2 separate regions of the Homo sapiens genome follow, and region 2 is linked to region 1. The links are chromatin contacts, found by Hi-C or POLR2A ChIA-PET in ENCODE. All regions are on one chromosome and are shown on one strand. The core of a region is the stretch at or near the end of the contact, and the rest is flanking DNA. Distances in the headings are between cores, read along the strand shown.

Region 1 (4,560 bases), core at 344-2,843:
ATGTCTGGCCCCCCCCAAAAAGTGTTCCTTAAATAGTACTTTATGCCACTAGTAATAGTACTACTACAATAATAACAAGGTAATAAATGCTGTCCTTGGAGTATATACAATGCTGTAAAAACTCAAAGGTATGAGTGTCTGAGGGTGGGTGGAGGTGAGAGAGGAGTCAAGGAAGACTTCATGGAGGAGGTGACATGACCTGAGACCTGAAAAATGGATTATGAGTTTTCCAGGCAGAGAAGAGAACAAAAACCTTTCCTGTTAGCAAGAACAGCCTATGCACAACTATTGAGTGTGCATGGTCAGTGTGGGGGCAAGGGGATGCCTGTTTGCTATCTGCTCACAGGGTACAGGGTGGGAGGAGGTATGGAGTGGGGATGATCTTCTGGCCTCACTGTGAACCTGCACTGATTGAACCAATCCATTCTTCCTCTCCTCCTCCCTCTTCCCTTTCTCATGTCTGCTTTTAGAACATTTTCTTACATGCAGATTCGTTAATGCATAGGTAAGTTTCATGAGGGAAGGAACTTGCCCTGGGTCACATGGTGAGTCCCAGCACCAGGATCTGAGCTCAGCACTCTCCCGTGGAGGCTGTGGCTTTTTCTTAGCTCCTCTTTCTCCATCAGAGCTGACTGTCCACCTGTCAGATCTGCTCATCTTTCCACCCCAATCCTCTGCCTCACTCCCTACCCTGCCTGGCCAGAGGGTTCACTCCTGTAAAGCTCTATTAAAAATCTTTTATGCCACCTTAGTGCAGCCTCCCATCTACCCTATACCATATGCGGGCTTGTTAATTCCTTAGAGGTATACTTATGGCACAACTTTGAGACAAAGGCACAGGTACCCAGGGAACAGCTGCTTTCACTCTGGAAAAATGCCGATAGGTGTCTACTTTCCAGAGAAGGGGCAGGATCAGCAGAGAGTTGGAAGCATGCAAGGGAACAAACATCTTGAACACCTACTATTGCTGAAGACTGTGCTGGGGACTCTTACAGCTGAAACTTGGGTTCAAATCCTGACCATGTTACTAAATATCCCAGGCAAATTACTCACATTTCCCAAATCTCTTTTTCTTCATGTGTAAAATGGATAGTAATGCCGACCTATTCCAGAAAAGGAAGATCAAATCCCCTAGCTGCCTTTGAGAGTCTAAGATTTGAATATTCCCTCTTATCTGCTTAGATTTGGAAGAGACTCTTAGGTTGAACACATGATTCCTTTGTTCATCAGTTGAATTATCTCACTGAAGCTGTGGGGAGTGGGAGAAGAACACTGGCCCTGGAGTCAGGGCTAGAAGCCTGATGCTCTGTCTGCCAACTTGGGAAGGTCTTTATCAGAAGAGAAAATGGATTCCAAGGGGAGCAGCCCCTGCTTGCTCCTTAATGTGCCTGGGAAAGGGGATGCTCAGGCGCAGTGAAGAGACCCACTCAGGTTAAATAAACAGCCTGGAAAAGCTGGAGAGACAGGAAAAATACCCCAGAAGCCTCCTCCTTCCTCAGAGCCGGGTTTGTGTCATCTGTTCCTGGGAGGGGCACACCTTCAGGGAAGGAGCCCTGGACTTGGAGTTAGCAGATTCTACCACCTACCAGCTGGGTGTCCATAAGCAAGTCACTTAACCCCTAAGTTTTCCTCATATGCCATACAACATTCATGTTAATTTCTGGAGGGAAGAATGCTCCGGAACACAGTGAACAGTGTGTAAATCCTACCCCCAAATACCCTTTTCCCCAAGGATTGCCACCCAGCCCCAGGGCACAGCTCAATAAAGTTTCCATAAAACTCAGCTTCTCTGAGTCCAGCTTCAGAAATTACAGAGAGTTGATTCATCACATTGTTTGAATTATGTCAATATGAAAATACAGAAAACCCACAGGGAGTCAGCCTTTTCCCATATATAAAACAGGGTTACAATCCTGTATAAACTTTTAAAAGATAATAGTTTGTATCATATGCATATGATTGAAAAAATAAAAGGAAAGAACAAGAAAAGAAAAAAGTACACATTGGCAAACAATGTAATTCAGGCCGACACCCTGGCTTGGGACTCCCCCTTGCCCTTCTCCTGCTCTTCATTCCTCATCTCCGTAACATCCCCCATCAGTGCCCTGGCAGCAGTAGGCTGGGGCTTTTCTGTGGCTTCAGAGTCCTGCTGCCTCCTCAGGATCCCTGAATTCATCCACTCTTCCCCATCTCCACCGTCACAGCCCACACCTGGGCACCAACATCCCTGACTTGGACCATGGACCACCTTGCAATGAATTGCATTATGTCCACTGAGGCTGCAGTGAGGAGGATAAATGCGGGTAAGAAGCAAGTTGGGGCACATTAATCTGTGCATGTCTGTCCCCAGAGAAGACCTTGAAGAGGCCCTTTGGAGGTGTCAGGATGGAGGTGGAGCCCTTGGACAGCTCTGCCCAGCTCCCCACCCTCATGATCCACCCCTCCTGCTGCTTCTCCTTTACTCTCTCCTATGCCCTGAATTGCTCCTCTCTGCTCTCTCTGCCTGCAAAGTTCTACCCTCTAAACTCCCCTGACCCTATTTTACTCCCGCTGTGCTGTGACTACCCTACTTCTCTTCCCCACCTCAACCCAGGTCAACTCCTTTTGCACTATGTTACCTCTCTCCCTTACACAACAAAGAAGTGATTGTAAATCTGATGAACCTGTTTTCACCTCCAAGCTGTGAGTTCCACAAGTGCAATGACTAAACTTGTTTTGTTTCATCCTCATATCTTCAATCTTAATAAAGAGACTTTGTTTTTTTGAATACAGAGTCCTCCTCTGTTGCCCAGGCTGGAGTGGCATAATCTCGGCTCACTGCAGCCTCCACCACCTGGGTTCAAGCAATGCTCGTGCCTCAGTCTCCCAAGTAGCTGGGATTGCAGGTGCACCACCATACCTGGCTAATTTTTGTATTTTTAGTAGAGATGGGGTTTTGCCATGTTGCCCAGCCTGGTCTGGAACTCCTGGGCCCAAGTGATCTGCCCGCTTTGGCCTCCCAAAGTGCTGGGATTACAGGTGTGAGCCACCACGCCTGGCCTTAAAGTGACTTTTTACATGGTTGACACTGAAACAATATTTGCTGAGTTGTGATGATAAACATCTAGCCCATTCTCGGTTCTGTCACTATTGATGCCCAAAGTTACTTCAAGACAACCCTACAACCATTCTCACCTGTAAAATGGGTACAATAATAACTACTTTGTGGTGGCATTATGAGAATCAGAGAAAAATTTGTAAAGTGCGCTTCACATACTTATTGATTTCATTTATGGAATGCCTACTCTTATTTTGAGGGTTTGAGGACAGAAAAATAATAATTTTTTTTCTAACACTGTGACCACCAGTCATGATGAATTTTTCAACATGGGCTAATGCCCACCAGAGATGCACAATAGCAAGTTCTTGGATCAGAGTTCTGTTTACACTTGGATGGTGAAGGAATATCAGTTGTTAGTTTTCAAATGAGACCTCCTCTTGGATGGCAGCACATGAAAGAATTGCCTGGGCACGGGTCCAAGGTTCTGTATGCAACATGTGTGGATGTTCAAATACAATTTCATTTATGCATGACCCCACCTGTCAAGATCCCACATCCAAATTAAAAATACAAAAGATTAGCTTTTATGGCAAAGAGAATGATAATAATTTGACAATATTAGTATTTGAAGTGATAATTTATGATAAAGAGAATAATTATGTACCATATTAATTACAGTCATGTAATTAATTGCATTAATTACAGTCATGTAATTAATTGCATTAATTACAGTCATGTAATTAATTGCATTAATTACAGTCATGTAATTAATTGCATTAATTACAGTCATGTAATTAATTGCATTAATTACAGTCATGTAATTAATTGCATTAATTACAGATGCTTAATTACATGTCCATGGGTTTCTTGTCTGAGGAGTCAACCAACAACAAATAAAAAATATTTGGAAAAAAACAAAAAAACAATATAACAAGAAAATACAAATAAACAACTAATAGTGAATAACAACCATTTACATAACATTTACACTTAACTAGGTATTATAAGTAATCTAGAGATGATTTAAAGTATACAGGAGGATGTGCATAGATTCTATGCAAACACTATGCCATTTGATATAAGGGGTTTGAACATCTGTGGATTTTGGTATCTGTGGGTGGTTCCTGGAACCAATCCTCCCTGGATACTGAATGATGGACTGTATTCCTTCCCCTTCTGTCCTTACATGGTCAACATTTTGTAGGGAACAGCAAAGGTGGTTTAAGATAAGACTCTCCTGGACAAGCACTGGAGAATTCTCTGGTTGCCAATCTTCTTACGAAAGCCTCCTAGAATTTTGGATTTAGGTGAAGCATTTCAGATGGTATCTTAAGGAATTCTTGGCAAAGTGTGTTGGCAGGTGACCTACAGGCTTGAAGATTAAAAACAGACTAAAAGATTATTAAGAGACTCCCTCCCAATGGCACACAATGTTGTAGTTTAAACTGTGCCCACGTACATTATCTTGTGTAATTTTGATGCAAAACTCTTATACGGTACAAGCTGGGATTATCCAACCC
Region 2 (4,345 bases), core at 1,517-4,016, 560 kb after region 1:
TGGTATTTGTGTACAACTGAAAAACAGTGATTTCGAGGTGTTAAGGGATGAGAGTGGCTGGGCTATGAACTAGTGAACAGCCTCATCCTTCTCTGTGATGTAGTTTTTGAAATGATGAGGCCATGTTAAATGGTCAGTCCGTAGCAGAATTTCTACTGCCTAGGAAATAGTTACACACTCTGCTATATCGCTATCATTTACTTTTCATTCTTTCTTAGAAATTCAGTCTCTCTGCCTACATTTCCCATCTGTTCTTGCATACTCTCTGCTGTATCTACTAGAGCCCCTAGCACGTTAGTCATAATTGTTTTAAATTCCCACTCTGATTAAGTCCAACATTCCTGACATATTTGAGTCTCATCCTCATTCATTATTGGTTTGACAAACCTAACATAAAATCACCACATGAGATAAAATGTGTGAAAGCAAAGAACACATAGGACAGTCTCAACAAAACCATGTTTAACTGAATAACCTCCAAATCACCTTCACAGCAGACCATAAGATGAGAAGTTTGATTTGTTTGTTTGTGTCTTTTTCTATCAAGGAACCTATGTAATAAGGTTAATTAGGAAACAAGTTTTCCTAATAAAGCCTATCTTCTCTCGGAGTCTGAATTCCATGGTGCTCTACAGTGTCCTTTGCTTTACCTCTTAATACATTTTTATAAGGAAACACTCATACAACTCTGCAGGGCTTTGACACTTTGCAGTGGATTTGAGGGCAGAGGAACCCATGGGCTGAGACCCTGTTTTTGAAGCAGGATGGAGGATGGTGATGGGATTGGGTAATGGAAGCTATTTATTTACCACCAGCTGCCTCCAGCTGTGACACCCCGCTAGGTTATGGAATAAAGCACAGTAAATAAACACCCCGAGGAGACACCCTGAAGCACAGCACACATGGAAATCCATCTCCTCACAAATCCTAGAAAAATATGTACTCAGTGCTGAGCACGTCCAAAATAAACCATCCCAAGCCAATGATTTGGAATGATTTCCATGTTTCTGTCCTGGGAGTGATTTGGAGGAATAAACCAGGATGGCTAGGGTAATTGCTCTGAGCAGGTACATTGTCCTTCACCTCTTCTTGAAGGGCTAACTCCTATTCATCCTTCAAGTCTCAGCATAGGGATCACCTCTATGGAGACATCTTCCCTGACATCTGTGACCACGTTGCTTCCCCAAGGCTTCCACAGCCCTGGGCTTCCCCTGTCACAGAACTCATCACATTATATTAAAATTACCATATATTGCATCTGTCTCTCCAACTAGACTGTAGGGTTCACTGGAGTCATGAACCATATTCTAATCATCTTTATATCCTCAGCACTTAGTACAATAACTGCTCGTAGCTGCTCCACCAATGTTTATGGAGCTGAGCTCATTCTGCTTGCAAACGTCATTATTTGTTGTTTCTTAATTTCCACAAAGAAGAAGGAGAAAAGGAAAAAGGAGAAGGAAAAGAGGAGAAAGAAAAGAGCTGGAGAAGACCTTAACCATTAGCACGAGTCTATGGACCAAAGGCATGAAATATCACTCCCTTTATCCTGCCCCTTCCTGCTTCTTAGCAAGAATGATTGTATTCAATTTCTCCCTTCTCTGTCTTTCCTTTTGTAGTCTCTCTCCTTGAATCCCATGAAGAAAACATAAGCAATTTGGCAGTACACAGTTAGAAAATCCCAATCTCATCTCACCTCTTTGTTTTATAAATGAGGAAACTGAGTCTCAAGACATCATCATGAGCCCACTTCTACATTTACTTGTCATTCTCTCTACCCATTTAATCATTGTTTCTAAGCTCACTCTTACCCTTCACCCATGAAGAGCTCATTCCCACCTCTCACCTTCACCCTTAGCTCCATTCCATCCACAACGAGGAATGTTGATCTAGATCTTGACAGTCTAAATTATTGTGTTCGACACACTCATAAAGCTTTCAGAAAGGTCAAAATGTGAAATGCTTATGATTCTGATACTTGCTGGATTATATGTCTTTTCCCTTGCATGTTGTAAGTCCGATCCAAAGAGAACTTGTCTTCCCATCACACTCTGACTGAGGTGATCAAAATCAGTTTACAAGAAACATATACTTTCCAATAATGATAAAAGATTAGCAAGAGAGTCATTTTTGTTGAACTCTGCTAAGCAGTCTGCTCTCAGCTAGATGTTTTGCATCTAGGATCTCATTTCATTACCAGAAAAACTGCAAGACAAATTTATCCCATTTTATAGATGAGAAAGCTGAGGTTTAAAATGTTATAGTTAGTATGTAGATGAGCCCTAGATTCAAACCCAGTTCTCTGGTTTCAAAGCATACATTTTCCCTGCTATTCAATGAAGACATTTATGATAGGTCATTGGATGGGGTCTAAAAAGAAAAAACAAAACTAAACTAAACCCCCCAAAATGAAGACATTTAATTGAAGGAAAAAGTCCTGTTTAGAGGCAGCATCTAATCTCTTCACCTCTTTCTTAAAGCTGTCTTCTTCCCCTCCTCTACCCCTCCAAGATGTCTCTAGAAAAGGTTGATTGCTATTCAGGGTGGTAGGATGCCCCAGACCACAGAGGCATAGAGCAGAAGTCAGGCATCAGAAATTAGGAGGGTGGTCGAGGAATAAGATCCAGGAATATGGGAAGGAGTTGTAAGAATATCGAATCCAGCTCATTCTGTAAATGTAGCGTGTTTTCTTCCCACCCCCCAGCAGTCAGGAAAGCCTTTAATGGGCTTCCACCTAGCACTTCAGCTGTTGCCCAGCAGCATCTTAAAGGCACCACTAAACACTTGCCATGGTGCTCTCATCAGGCTTTGAAGGATTGCCCTGTGGGCTCCACAATTGTTATTGAAGCTGCAAGAACTCAGTTACTTCCTGGAAATTGCAGGTTCAGCCATAGCGAAGTAACCATTTTAGCCAAACCAAATAAATTCAGAAACAGTACTCCCACTAACCCCAAACAGCATTCTCACTAACCCGAAACTCTCCCGGCTTTAAAGCAGAGAATAGAGACTCAGCAAGGCCACTTTATAATTTCTCAGATACTTTCTTTTCAAGTCCAGACTCATGCTCAATTTTTATTCTTTGATTTTACTTTTTCAGAGCAATAAATTAGTAGTTTTAAATTAGTGGTTCATTCTAAGACTAGAGGGCAGAGTTCAACAATGATTCAGCAGAGAGGGTTATTCCAACAACTTGGCACAAGGAGTATTGTACCAGGTGACTTCTCATTCATTTCTTCATTTATCCTCACAACAGCCAATTGGGTACAATTTCCCTCTCATATTTTAGATGAGAGTTTAATTACACCACCCAATGTCATACAACTGAGAAGATGCTGTGTAGAATTCAACTTTTATTCATATCACTAATTCACAACAACATCTCAACCTAAAGAAGAAGAACTACACAACAGTGGCCAGTTTCAGGACGTAACAAAATGCCTGTCATTGGCACTGAGATATGAAACAGCAGAGGATGCATGAATCAGTGCACTTTAAATAAGAAATTTAGGGGTGAGTAATAGGAGAGAGATCTGGACAGGAAGTCAGGGCCAGATCATTAAAAGCCATACTAAGGCAAATTGGGCACTAGGCAGTGAAGGAATATTTGAATAGATTTAAGTAATTAGTTCATAATTTTTCAATGAATATTTTGTGTAATACCAACTATATGTTAAGTCCTAGGGACAAAACTATAAACAAAACAGGTGTTTCCTGCCTTCACTGGATCCACAGTCCAAGAGAAATGAGTGTCATTTCCATGTAGTGTGAAAAATGCTCTGATGGGGGATGAATGGGGTCTTGGAAGAGTATTAGGAGGAGTAAGGAAGGGACAGATTCCCAAGGGAAGTCATGCCTAAGCCAAGATTTGATGGAGGGTGAGTGTGGGGAAGGAGGTAGTGAAGGAGATTGTTACAGGCAGTGGAAAGAGCAGGAGCAAGGCCAGAGATGAAAGTATGGTGCTTTAGAATAATAGGACTTTGGGAGAGGGCTGGTGGGCTTGATGAGAGATGGAGCTGGAAGGGTAGCAGGGGCTATATCAAGAAGCCAGGGAGTGTTATCAGCAGTTTTTGTTTTAGAAAATCACTGTGAGTGTAGTGACAGCTGGATACGAAAAAACCATGAAAACAAACTTAAGATTCTCCATCTTTGAAAATACCATGAGTATATGGTTCAATAAATTGATGGAACCTCAGGAAGCAAATTTTGTCATTGCTCCCTATCAGTTAGGATGCTTTCAGCTGCACGCAATAGAAACTCAGACTGGCTTAAAGAATAAGGAAATGCAATAGCTCTAGGAGGAGCTCTAGGAACTCAGAAGGCATAGCACAATCAGTGGCTCAATAGT

The links. A loop is a pair of places that touch in the nucleus more often than their neighbours do. ChIA-PET counts read pairs that join two places held with the same protein, here RNA polymerase II (POLR2A).
Region 2: a loop to region 1 is called in a map of IMR-90, with 2.2 times the contacts of the local background. The contact joins two enhancer-like sites. A Hi-C loop is called at or near these places in 1 of 168 maps with a recorded cell type or tissue (IMR-90). POLR2A ChIA-PET finds 5 or more read pairs at or near these places in 1 of 52 experiments (HepG2).

What each region holds. Positions count from the first base shown.
Region 1 is chr1:55,505,343-55,509,902 of GRCh38, forward strand. No RefSeq gene overlaps it. Among named protein-coding and RNA genes, the nearest start is that of MIR4422, 280 kb to the left of the region's middle. RefSeq lists an enhancer at 2,831-3,000. Within about 2 kb of position 1,594, at least 6 of the 41 ENCODE cell types and tissues checked have a DNase peak (open chromatin) inside an H3K27ac peak, as active enhancers do.
Region 2 is chr1:56,065,610-56,069,954 of GRCh38, forward strand. The region is part of intron 2 of LOC105378741 (a long non-coding RNA gene); the gene reads right to left. The region is part of intron 1 of LOC124904591 (a long non-coding RNA gene); the gene reads left to right. Among named protein-coding and RNA genes, the nearest start is that of LINC01755, 120 kb to the left of the region's middle. Within about 2 kb of position 2,767, at least 5 of the 41 ENCODE cell types and tissues checked have a DNase peak (open chromatin) inside an H3K27ac peak, as active enhancers do.